Regions from separate parts of the Homo sapiens genome. Here regions 1 and 2 are each linked to region 3. Evidence: read pairs that join two places in POLR2A ChIA-PET (ENCODE). Cell type or tissue: MCF 10A. All regions are shown on one strand.

Region 1 (4,000 bases), 53 kb before region 3:
GGAGAATTTTTTTGAGTGGGAGGAGAGGGCATGTGGGCTCCTAAAGGTTCCACCTTGTAGAGTGCAGCTTTCCCATCTAGCTACCTCTGGTCCTTTCAGATCTAAACTCCTAAGGGCGAGGGCTAAGCTTCTCTCCCTGCTTCTCCCCTCAGGGCCCAGTGGATGCTGTGCACACAAAGGTACTCAACGCATGCTGAACTGTCTGCCTCTCTCCGAGGGTGCTCAGTGGGCTGGAAGTAGTGTGGGCTGCGGGACTGAGAAAGATGTTGAGAGAGGACTGCGGGTTGGTGGTGAATGGAGCCAGGCAGGAAAGGGATGGGCACCCTTGGCTTTGGGCTGGTTAACTCCCATCTGCTCTGGCTGGGGGAGGGCCTGCCAAGTAAAACCCCTTGGCCTGGAGAGACTCACTGGCAGGACAGACCCATGGTGGGACTCCTTTCCCCCGCTGCTCACCTCCCCACACAGACCCACGGGTCTGCTCACTGGGCAGCTTCAGGGGTTCCCTGCCTCCAGTTGCTCCCTGCTCTGACCACACAGTACACAGCTGCAACACTGACTGGAGCACTCTCCTGCTCAAACACCACCCATGGCTCCCTGCTCTCGCTGGGTCAAGGCTAAACTCCTTCAAGGGCTGCTGTCATGGGGAACTCAGCTACTTCTCCAGCCTGAGAATACAGGATTCCTTTTCTAAAATCCTTCCCCTTCTGGCTGTTCCCCAAACCTCTCCCTGGATCCTCTCCCTCTGGGATTTTCCTGACACTGTTCCCTCCTTCTAGAGCGAGTCTCTTCCTTCCAGCAAATCAAACTCTAGCCATCTTTAAAGGCCTGGCTTTATGCCTTTCCCTCTGAGCAGCCTTTCTGGATTTCCTAAGGTGGAAGCGATCATTTCCCAAGATCTTCCCGAGGAGGAGGTGATCCCCCATGTCTCCCCTATGATGCCTCCCACTTTCTATCTTGTCTGTTGCTGTCTATGGGCAGGACTCATTTCCAACACAGAGGTCATGCTCTGTTGGAAGGAGACACGTCCACCTCACTCCTAGATTCCCAGCAGCTCACACAGGGCTTAGCATGTAGTAGGTGTTTACTAATTATTTTTCAAATGAATAAACTACCCCATGCAGCTCTGTACACTGAACTCCAGCAGCTCCACGGGCAGAGTTCTAAGGCTGGAGTTGCATGTAACTTCCTGATCTGCTCTCTGGGCTGATTTGATTTGCCGGTGGGTGGTGCAGAGCCACAAACTGAGCTTTCCCTGTGGGCTTCTCCTCCAGGGCTGTTTGTGGTTCCTTGTGGGTGCTCTGTTCAAATGCATGATACAGAGTTGGTCCGAAATGGAAAGTTTGTCTTAAAGAATTAATACACTTTAAACAATATATTTCATATCTATAAATATATGCAAAGTTTAATATAATGAATATCTATGTATCCACCACCCAGCTTAAGGAAGAGTGTTGCCAGCATAGTGTGTGGATACCCTCTCCTTTTCCGGAGTCCTGATAAGGTCACTCTTTCAAGTTTGCCTGACACCAGAAACAGGTACAACTTAGCTGCTCAGGGACTATATGAGTCCTTCTGCTAAACTACTGGGTTTCAGAACTCTTTTTTGTTTTTTTTGTGGAGCGGAGCCCAGGTTGGAGTGCAGTGGGGCCCGGAGTGCAGTGGGGCGATCTTGGCTTACTGTAACCTCCGTCTCCTGGATTCAAGCGATTCTCCTGCCTCAGACTCCCGAGTAGTTGGGATTACCAGCATGCACCACCATGCCCGGTGTATTTGTATTTGTAGTAGAGACGGGGGGTCTCACTATGTTGTCCAGGCTGGTCTTGAACTCCTGACCTCAAGTGATCCGCCTGCCTCAGCCTCCCAGAGTGTTGGGACTACAGGCCTGAGCCACTGCGCCTGGCCGGGTTTCAGAACTCTTAAAGTCACCTACATTCATACTAAAAAGGAGATGGGACCCTTGAACAAACAACAGAGTTTTAGTGGCACCGCTCTGCAGCGGGCTGTCTTCTGACGAGTAACTTTAGGAAGCAGATCAAGTGTGCAGTTTTGAATGGCACCCCATAGTGGGGAGGTGAATGGCGCTGGGGATTCTGGGTCTCTGCCCCAGGGCCCGGTGCCACTGCACTGAAACCTCTGCAGTGTACGCTTCTGTCCCTAGATGGCACTGCTGTACTGTGCCCCTTCCCACCTGGTCCAGGTGTTCTGGGAAAAAGAGGCATTTTGTATTTTGGAGACAATGGAAGAGATAAATGCTTTAAATTGAAAGGTGGAACTCTGGCCCAAACTTCAAACCGGCAGAGCTAGGTGCTAATTTCAGCTGGCTGCTCCTCTGAGCATGGCTCCAGAGTTCACATTCTGATCCACTGACAGGATCTGCATGACTGGGTTGGTTGCATATGTGAAGTAAACAGAATAACAGAACCCGACCTATCTAGGGCTTTGGGAATAATGAAATTATTTGCTTTATATAAAGTGCTTAGAACAGTGCATATTACATGGTCATTGCTCAATAAAGTTCAATATTCTTTTCTTTATTCTTTTTTTTTTCTTGAGATGGAGTCTCTCTCTGTAGCCCAGGCTGGAGTGCAGTGGTGTGATCTCAGCCCACTGCAACCTCTGCCTTTTGGGTTGAAGTGATTCTCCCACCTCAGCCTCCTGACTAGCTGGGATTACAGACGTGTACCACCATGCCCGGCTAATTTTTGTATTTTTAGTAGAGACGGGGTTTCACCATGTTGGCCAGGCTGGTCTCAAACTCCTGACCTCAAGTGATCCACCCTCCTAGGCCTCCCAAAGTGTTGGGATTACAGGCGTGAGCCACTGCAACTGGCCTCTTTTCTTTTTTCATTTGCATTGTAGTGATCTATCTGAGAGAGTACCCTCTCTCCCCGAGGGCAGAGACCATAGCTGGCTGCTGATACCTGTGTCCCATGGGCCCAGAACAGAGGAAGTGCTTCAGAAGCTAGTTCTCTCTCCACCCTGCCCCTATCACATGGAGGAGGGGGTCGCTGCATTCCATGTGTCTTCCATGGAGACCAGGCAGGATCTCCTGCCTGGAGAGAGCTGATGGGTGGGCAGATTTGCAATCTGAGCTGTTCAAGAATGGAAGGGGCTTCCTGGTGAGGAAGTAACTTACTGGGCACTGGCAGTGCACAAGCAGAGTGCACTTGCCACACAGGATGCTGCAGAGGAGACCCTGGTTTCAGGCTGGACTGAGCAGTGCTGTCCTATCTGGAGGTCCCCTCTGTGAGTGAAATGCTAATTCACTATTGCAGGAGCTGTCATGCTTCCTGAGGTTGTGAGAGAGATGGGAAGGGGTGGGAAGATCTGAGGGAATCAGGAGGAGAAAGTGCCCTGATTCCAGAGAGCAGGAGAAGGTAAGAGGCAGCTCTAGGCCTTTATCCTCCCTGTCAATATGTAGGAATGGTCGGGCTTCAATATTGGGTGGGGTGTAGGTGTCTGCGGGTGGGCCCTTGACTTTGGCAGGGCCTGTGGTCAGCTTCTGGGTGAAAGCTGCCATCTGTGGGCCCCTCGTCTCCCCATCATTCACCCTGCTCACTCTGTCTTCTTCTGATGGTCTCTGGATTCGTTTGAGTGTCTCCTCTGCCCTCGTGGTTGCCCAGACCAGATGCTTGGCCATCCCCTCCAATGCCTCCACTCCTCCTCCCCACCCGAGTCCAACAGGCCTACTGGGAGACAGAAAAGTGATTTCAAGAAAGTGTTAAGGTGATCTACTGGCCTCTGCCCTTGCCCCTGCAGCAGGGGTCCTGCTGAATCCTTAATCAGGTCATGTCACTTTGCTATGTGCCCCACTATGCTATGATGTGCGTCTTCTGGTCTCAGCAAAGGAAAGCCAGGTCTTAATGTGAGCCTCTCAGGCTCTCAGCCCCCATCTCCCACAATGCTCTCTCCATCCATCACCCCTCCCACCCTCAACCACATGGCTGGCTCTCCCGCCTCCTTCAGGTCTTCAGAGACATTACCTTCTAGTGAAGCCTTC
Region 2 (4,000 bases), 80 kb after region 3:
AGTCCCTGGTTGTTACTTTTCTCCTTCCATGACGTGCACTGCTCCTGTTGGTAAACTTGCTTGTTTTTCTCTTGTTAATCTGTCTGTTGTTGCAGGAGTCTGTCTCAACTACGAATTTATGTGGGTTGAGGAAAATTATAATTTCTCCCCTTCAGTAGGAAGCTCTTATTCTCTCCCTGTCCAAACATACTTGTCCATGTTCAAGATGTCAGTCACTTTACTGGATTAAAACATGCATTTAATCTTCTTTAAATACATGTGGATTGAATGAGCTGTAATCAAATCCACATGTTGTGGATCCTAAGGTCATCCTGATTTTTTTTTTTTTCTTTTGAGACAGGGTCTCAGCCGAGTACGGTGGCTCACCCTTGTAATCCCTTTGGAACTTTGGGAGACCGAGGCAGGTGGGTTGCTTGAGCCTAGGAGTTTGAGACCAGCCCAGGCAATATAGTAAGAGCTCATATTTACAGAAAGAAGGGATTGAGGCTGGGTGTGGTGGCTCACACCTGTATTCCCAGCACTTTGGGAGGCTGAGGCAGGTGGATCACTTGAGGTCAGGAGTTTGAGACCAGCCTGGCCAACATGGTGAAACCCCATCTCTACTAAAAATACAAAAAATTAGCCAGGCATGATGGTGCGTGCCTGTAATCCCAGCTACTTGGGAGGCTGGGGCACAAGAATTGCTTGAACCTGGGAGGTGGAGGTTGCAGTGAGCCGAGATCGTGCCACTGCACTCCAGCCTGGGTGACAGAGTGAGACTCCATCTCACAAAAAAAAGAAGGGATTGAGATTAAACCCCAAGATGGAGTCCCTCCTAGTCAGGGTGTCAGTCCCTCGCACAGACTACAGGGAAGCAATGCCATCTTCACCCCTGGAGATGGAGGTGAGAAGAAGCCATCCTCCTGGCTGCTCCCAGCTGGTAGGAAGCCAGTGCTGATTGGAGGTGGGGCTTTTTGGGACCAGCTCCCACCCCGACCAAAGGGTTTAACTTCTTATGGCTGTCTCTGTGCAGGTGTGAGCAGCTCCTTGGTGGGGTTGCCTGTGGGGGCCTCTTGGCCACCTGCACCTGCGGCATCAGCTCCTGTGGGATGGGGCCTGTGGCAGCAGCTACAGGAAGTGTTAAGTTGGCAGAGCTTGAGGATGCACCCAGCCCAGCCTCTCACCCTTGCGAGGGTCCCAGCTGGCCCTACCTGACCTTGTGCAGCCTGGTGGCAGGGCGCCACTGCTTGACCCACCCTGATCCACGTTGTCTGCTTCCCACTTCTTACTTCTTGTTGTGTGGGAATCTCTCTTCCTTGGCCCCTGCTGCCCTCAAGCTGAGAAAGGCTATTGAGAGGAGTGGCACGTAGCCCATGGGCATGTTCTGTTTGAGGATTCTGACCTGACTGAACCCACGAAGAGGATAGCCTCTCACCAACCATCTTTCAACCTTCTGCTTCCCTTGCTGTCTTGCTCTTCCCTTCCCTTCTCTGGTCTTCTTTTCCTCCTTGCTTCTTGCCTCCTTTAGAAGGCTAAAATTTAATAGACTGACAATACCAAGTGTGAATCAGCTGAAACTTTTGTGGAGTGTAAAATGATTGAGCAACTTTGGAAAACAGTTTGGCAATTTCTTATGAAGTTAAACATGCACTTATCAAATGATGCAGCAATTCCACTCCTGGGTATTTGCTCAAAAGAAATAAAAGCAGATCTATACAGAGACTTGTACATGAATTTTATAGAAGCTTTATTTATAATAGCCCTAAATTGGAAACAACCCAAATGTGTACCAGCAGATGAATGGATAAACAAATTGAGATATAGTCATACAATAAAATATCATTCAGCAACAAAAAATAATGAACTAGATTCATTCAGTGGTGATTAGATTGGAGCATACATCTGTCAAAATTTGTTGAACTGTACTTTTAGAATGTGTGCGCTTTATTGAGATACAATTGTATGCAAATTATATGTCAATTAAGTTGATAAAATAATGATTTAAAATGCATAAGATACTTAGAAATAAATCTAACACATATGTGAAAGACTTACACCTAGAGAAATATAAGCGTTACACAAAATGTTATAGGAAAGAAAAGATAAAGAAGACATAATTAAATGAAGAGCTATACCATGTTCTTAGATAGGAAGCTTTACTATCATGAATATGTTAATTATCCTTACAGTGATCTACAGAGTTGACGCAACTACACTCAAATTCCAAATGAAGATTTACATAATTCTTGACAAGTTGATTCTAAAATTTATGGGGAAGAACAAAGGTCAAGAACAGCTAAGGAATGATGAGAAGGAAGAAATAGGTACTCTCTCTTTCAGGGATTATAATGTATTATAGAGTTATAGTAATTGAGAAAGTATAGTACCCACACAAAAATAGACAAACTGACCAATGGAACAAAATAGCCCCTAAATTTATTTATAAATAAGTAAATGATTTTGTTGTAAAATAGAAGTGGTATGGCAGATCAGTAGTGAAAAGGACTATGCATTGGTTAACCACATGTAAAAAATAAAATTAGATCCCTGTTTTCTCTTATACACAAAATCAGTTTCAAATTAATTTAAATTACAAATGTCAAAAGCAAAACTTTAAGAATTTTAGAAGAAAATATTGGAGAATATTTTTCTGACCTTGGTGTAGAGAAGGATTTTTAAACATGTCACATAAAATGCTCAACATAAAAGATTGATAAATTAGATTACATTAAAACTAACAACTTTATTTTTCAAAATAGGTGATAAAGTGAAAAGATAAGCTGTAAACTTGATAATATTTGTGATATATGTAAGTGATATAATAGTAATACTCAGAAATATAAAGAACACTTATAATCCTTTAGAATACAGCAAAAACCCAATAGAAAAAAATGGACAAAAGAAAAGGAAATACACATGTAATAGACATTTAAAGAGATATTAAACTTTAACAGTAATCATGAAAATACAAAGCAAGACCAAAAATGAGATTGCATTATTTAATTGTTGAAAATTAAGACACATTAAAGAGGATACGAATCTTTTTCACATTGCTGAGCAAAGTGTGAATTGTTATAACAACTTTGGAAAATAATTTTATATTATCTTATAAAGTTAACACCTTTATAAGATTCTGACCATCCTATGAGTCAGAAGTTCTGTTTGTAGTTGTATACAAATCCTCACATATGTGCATCGGAGGACATGTAGAAAAATGTTCATGGCACCACCTTTGTAAGAGAAAGAAACAAAACAAAACAGTAATAGAATTACCTAAAGTGTGGTATAGTTACACAATGGAATACTATAAGAATGGAATATTAATATTATAATGGAGGAATACTAGCAACATAATGTTGAATAAAACAAGACCCTGTGTGACACACTTTTTATAAAAAAAGAACAAAAAAACTGAAACAAATATATATTGAGGCATATGCATGTATTTGATAAAGCTAAGAAAAAACAAAGGAATTATATCAACTTTAGGGAAGTGGTTACCTCTGGGGTGGTTAGGAGAGGACAGGGTAGGGAAGGAGCATGGAGCTAAATGTAAATTACTAGTAAGATTTTAGTTTTGGGATCAGTAAGTAGGTTCATGAGTATTTCATTTTCATTATATTATAATAATAAAGTAATATGCTAGTTATAAGAAATAAACTTAAAACATGAGGACATAAGTTGAAAGTAAAAGAATGTGTTAAGGTGATTGGTTAGATCAGATTGCCTTACACATAGTAGAAGTAAATGATTTTTCCATGAAACTTATTTCAGTAGATGTGGTGTATTTGTACGTAGGTAGTGATTCATGATACAACATATATTTCTTATTTAGAGTTGAGGTTAAAAAACAGTTTGACAACTAGTACCCCAAAGAACCTCTTGTTGAGGTCCACCAGCAGATATGTACAAGAAAGTTCATGGCAGCATTGTTTGTTACAACAAAAACAAAAAACACATGTGCTACCTATAGGAAAATAGAGATATATGTATATGTGTGTGTCTATATCTGTATCTATCT
Region 3 (4,000 bases):
ACCTGAGTTCAAATCCAGACTACCATTTGCTGGTTGTGTGATCTTGGGCAAGGCACTTAGCCTTGCTGGTCCTCAGTTTCCTCATCTGCACAGTTGGGAAAATAACAGCCACTGCAGGGTGGCAGTGTGGCTTGAATTTCATTGCATTTGCAATGTTCCTCCAGAGGGCAAGGCATAAGTAGATGCTCAATGCATGTTACTTTCTTCCCTCTGCCCCTCTCTGTGAGCTCCCACCTCATGGGGGAGACCAGCAACATGCAGAGGAACACAGAATCAGAGGCCAAGAGCAGACAAGGACTGAGCCAGGGGCTGAAGGCTGGACCTCTGGTTTACTGGCAGGTTCAGAAATGTACAGTTTTCCTTATCTGTGAAATGGACATAAAATTGTCTTCTCCCATAAGGTTGTTGAGAGAAATACAGATAAACCTGAAAAGCATCAGCACAGTGCCTGGCACATAGTAAGCAATTAACCAATGGCAGCTGGCACTATCATGATTATTCTTGAGGGTGCAGGAGGGTGCAGAGTCAGGAGGAGTTTCTTGGAGAAGATGAGTAAAGAACAGATTTGGGAAGTGGATAACTTCCTTGGGAGCTCCCTTGCCCTGGGAGCAGAGGTGGACACGAGTGCCCCAGACCTGTTGCAGGCCATGGGTAGTGGAGTCTAGGAAGTGTGGTTGTGATGCTGAGGATGCACCTCCCGCAGTCAGGAGGGGCGCAGGGTGCAGGAAGGCCCAACTGGCTTCCCTGTTCTGACTCGAGGCATCGTCCCCTGCATTCCTATCTCCTGACACCTGAGCTGCACCCTCACTTGCAGCAGTCTGGGCAGCAACCTCCTTCCAGCAGCCCCGCACTCACCCTCCACCCTGCTGGCTTTTCTGACTGGGGCAGCTGAGAGAGATGCTGTGGGACCAGAGGCTTGAGGGATAAACAGGAGCGTGGTGCCTGGGAGGCCATCTCCCCTGTCCACTTGCCTCAGAGTAGGACCGCAGAGCATGCCTCCATCAGCCATTCCTGCGAGAGGGCACCCCTGGCCACACTAGGTGGTCCTCCCCAGTCCCTGCCTGGGTGGTGGGTGACCCCAGGTCATGCAGCATGTTATTATCAACACATCCCTCAAAGGCCATCCTGGGGTCCCTTTCTCCCCACATGCCAGGATGGATCAGGGACTTCCCTCCCCCAGCCTCTGCTCAGAGCTAGCCTGTCGGGTTAGCAGTGCCATCTCCCCATTGGCTGGGTGCAGGGGTGGGGCGCGGTGATCGATGCTCAGGGAAACACAGAGCTCAGCTACCGGCCCAGGCCTGGCAGCCCTTCATGTTTGGGACCCCCTACTTGTGCTCACCTTGCCAATTAGGGAGGCAAATTTATCATTGAGGGCCTTCATCTCCTCCTTCTCCTGGTTCTTCAGCTGCTGAACAGCGGGGTCCAACTTGACATCCAGGGGCACCAGCAGGCCGGGGTTCACAGTCACCTTGGAGATAGTGCCAGCCGACCAGCAGCCTGTGAGGCTGCGGGAGCTGAAGCCCGGCCCGGGGGCCCTGCAGCTGTCCCATCCTGAGGTTCCAGGCCGGGGGCTGCCCACCGGGGTCACCTCACAGCTGCTGAGGCTGCTGAAGCCAACCACGCAGGAGCGGCAGGCCATGGTGCCCCCGGCCGGAAGCAGGAGGGCCCAGGGGGGTGAGCGAGTGAGCCTGGGGTTGCGTCGGGTGGCAGGCTCTGGTTGCTCTGGTCACAGCTGGGGCGGGCTGGGGACTGAGGAGCAGACACCTGTTGCACAGTGCTCATTAGCTGCAGGAGGGCGGGACGCCTCCCAGCCTGACCAACCTGTTGGATGATGTGGGTGCTCCCGCCCCTCCCCCAGCAGCATGTAGGTCTCCCTCCCAACAGGTATCTGCATTGCTTAGGGGGCTGGTCCACAGCCCCCTGCCCCAAAGAAAGCAGGCCTAGCTCTGGGGAGGGGGCCAAGGCTGGACTGGCCGGGTGGGTTGGGGGTGGGGAGTTGGCAAAAGGAAGGCCATTCAAGGGGGCAGGAGAGAAGAGAGAGCGCCTCACCGCAGACCTCACTGCATACTTGAAGGCTGACGTATCTGGGCTCACATACTTCTGGAAAAGATGAGTCAAGCATAGGCCTTGAGCTCCCGAGTGTAGGGCAGCTATCCTGGGCACCGTGCCAGCCTGGCACTGGAAAACAGCACTTATTATTTATTTTCTGGCTGCCAAAGAGTCTCCCTGGCTTATCTTCCCCCTTCCTTCTACCCCCTCTCCCTTCCTTCCTTCCTTCACTTTAACTAGCATTGATTGAGGACCTACTATGTACACCCTACTGTCTCAGAGGCTGGGAGGACATAGACGGTCAAGGCCAAGGAGCTCTCAGCATTGGAAATGTGAGACCTGGTTCAAGACTCAGCTGGACTGCTCACCACTCATGTGACCTCAGGCACGTTACTTGACTTTTGTCTTCATTTGTAAAGTGGGGATGAAAACACCCACCTCACAGGAGGTAGCATGTACAAAGCACTTGGTAGAGGACAGGGGACAAAGTTGGCCTCAATCAGTGGTACTGCCTTCCGGGTGCTGAGTCTAGCAGGGGCGATGGGTATGGCTGAATGCAGCTCTGCTCTGGGGCAATGAGAATCCCTGCCTTCCTCACACTCTTTCCTCCCCACTCTTCTTTCTCTTCTCTGCCTCCTTTGACCTCTTTTACACCATCTGTGAAGTAGAAATAGAAAAGACCCCATTTTGCCCCCACAGAGCCTCTGACAGGGCGGCAGAGGCCCACCTGGCCCAGGGCAATGCCTACCTTTCCACAGTTCCTGAGACCCCACTCTCCCACCCCAGGGGGTTACCAGCTCTCCCAGCCCTGCGTCTCCTTTCCTGGCCTGGTGGTCCTGATGTTCTGGCCCTGGTGGCTGGATCTGCATGTCTTTCCTGGACCTGGCTCAATCCTGCTCTGGGTGGCAGGGGCCAGAGCAGAGAGAGGAGTGTGTCTGGGAGAGTCACAGATGGTCAGAGATAGAAGGGGTAGCAGCCCCCTCTGGGCCCAGAGGAAGAGAGAGCCCCTGAGCGGGGAGAACCATTTGCCAGTCACATCGCGGACCCTGGGCCTCCACCTCCAGGGCAGACATCTTTTTCACACACTAGGCACTTCTGGCTCACAAGGGCACAGGACCCTGTCTAGAGGCCACGGGTCCATCCTAAGCCTGATCCCAGGATCTGGTGCCGGGTAGGGTAGCGAGGCACTGGTGGGTGACTGACGTGCGCCACGCTCCCCACTCAACACCCACGTGTGGGGCCACCTTGGCCTCCCACCGTCCTCACTCTGGCCTGGCATCCGAATGGCATGTGGTCAAGCACAGCACCTTGCCCCCCACCCGTCACCCCTGTGTACTCTGTGGGGAAGGGAGGGGGCAGCAGTGGCGTCTGGGCTCTGCCAAGGCCAGAATAACAGCTGATACATCAGATATGTCCCAGATGCTTTGCAGGAATTAGCTCCTCAATCCTGACAACCACCACTTGAGGTGGACACTTTAATTCTCATCACTCCAAATGACAGAGGAGGAGGCTCAGGGGGCTGGAGTGTCTAGTCTAAGGCCACACGATTATGATGGATGGGAACCTGGACAGTTGGGGTGAGGAGCTCTTTAATCTGAGCCTCTAAGTTTTAGGACCCCTAGAAAGGGTAGCGGGTTAGAGAAGGAAGCTGCCTTCTTACTGTCTGGGGTGCAGTTTAGGGCAGCCCCGCCACCTAATTCTCTCGGAGCCGAACGCTTTTTTCTCCCAAGTGCCTGTGCATGACTTAAATCTATTTCTTGCTTCCTTCCTTTGGCCTCAGTCAGCTCCTGAGAGTTGACAGGTCTTGGTTAATTGCCAAGTCCCTGGCTCCTAGGCTGGCTTTGCAGGGCTTGCCTCTTGGGCCCCACACCAGGGGGCTTTGCTTTCGGATGTCTTCACCTCCCTGGAGCAATGGAAGGCATGCTAGCCTGGGGCTCTGGGCTGGGGGAGG

What was found. Peaks named below come from ENCODE experiments on the same cell type or tissue, not always from the same donor. Only the 100,000 strongest peaks of a DNase experiment are listed, where the experiment ranks them.
Region 1: POLR2A ChIA-PET joins it to region 3 with 6 read pairs; 9 of 35 experiments call an interaction of 5 or more read pairs at or near these places.
Region 2: POLR2A ChIA-PET joins it to region 3 with 5 read pairs; 9 of 35 experiments call an interaction of 5 or more read pairs at or near these places.

Annotation. Positions count from the first base shown.
Region 1 is chr12:52,137,545-52,141,544 of GRCh38, forward strand. No RefSeq gene overlaps it. Among named protein-coding and RNA genes, the nearest start is that of SMIM41-AS1, 21 kb to the left of the region's middle. In MCF 10A, CTCF peaks have their summits at 2,147 (motif pointing right) and 3,899; a DNase peak (open chromatin) is centred at 2,157.
Region 2 is chr12:52,269,773-52,273,772 of GRCh38, forward strand. KRT86-AS2 (KRT86 antisense RNA 2) reads right to left here. Exons shown (of 2, transcript NR_199073.1): 2 at 2,965-4,000. Among named protein-coding and RNA genes, the nearest start is that of KRT86, 2.9 kb to the right of the region's middle. In MCF 10A, no CTCF peak of the experiment used is centred here; a DNase peak (open chromatin) is centred at 1,589.
Region 3 is chr12:52,190,264-52,194,263 of GRCh38, forward strand. KRT80 (keratin 80) reads right to left here and starts at 1,751. Exons shown (of 9, transcript NM_182507.3): 1 at 1,340-1,751. The coding sequence starts at 1,639. In MCF 10A, no CTCF peak of the experiment used is centred here; a DNase peak (open chromatin) is centred at 2,118.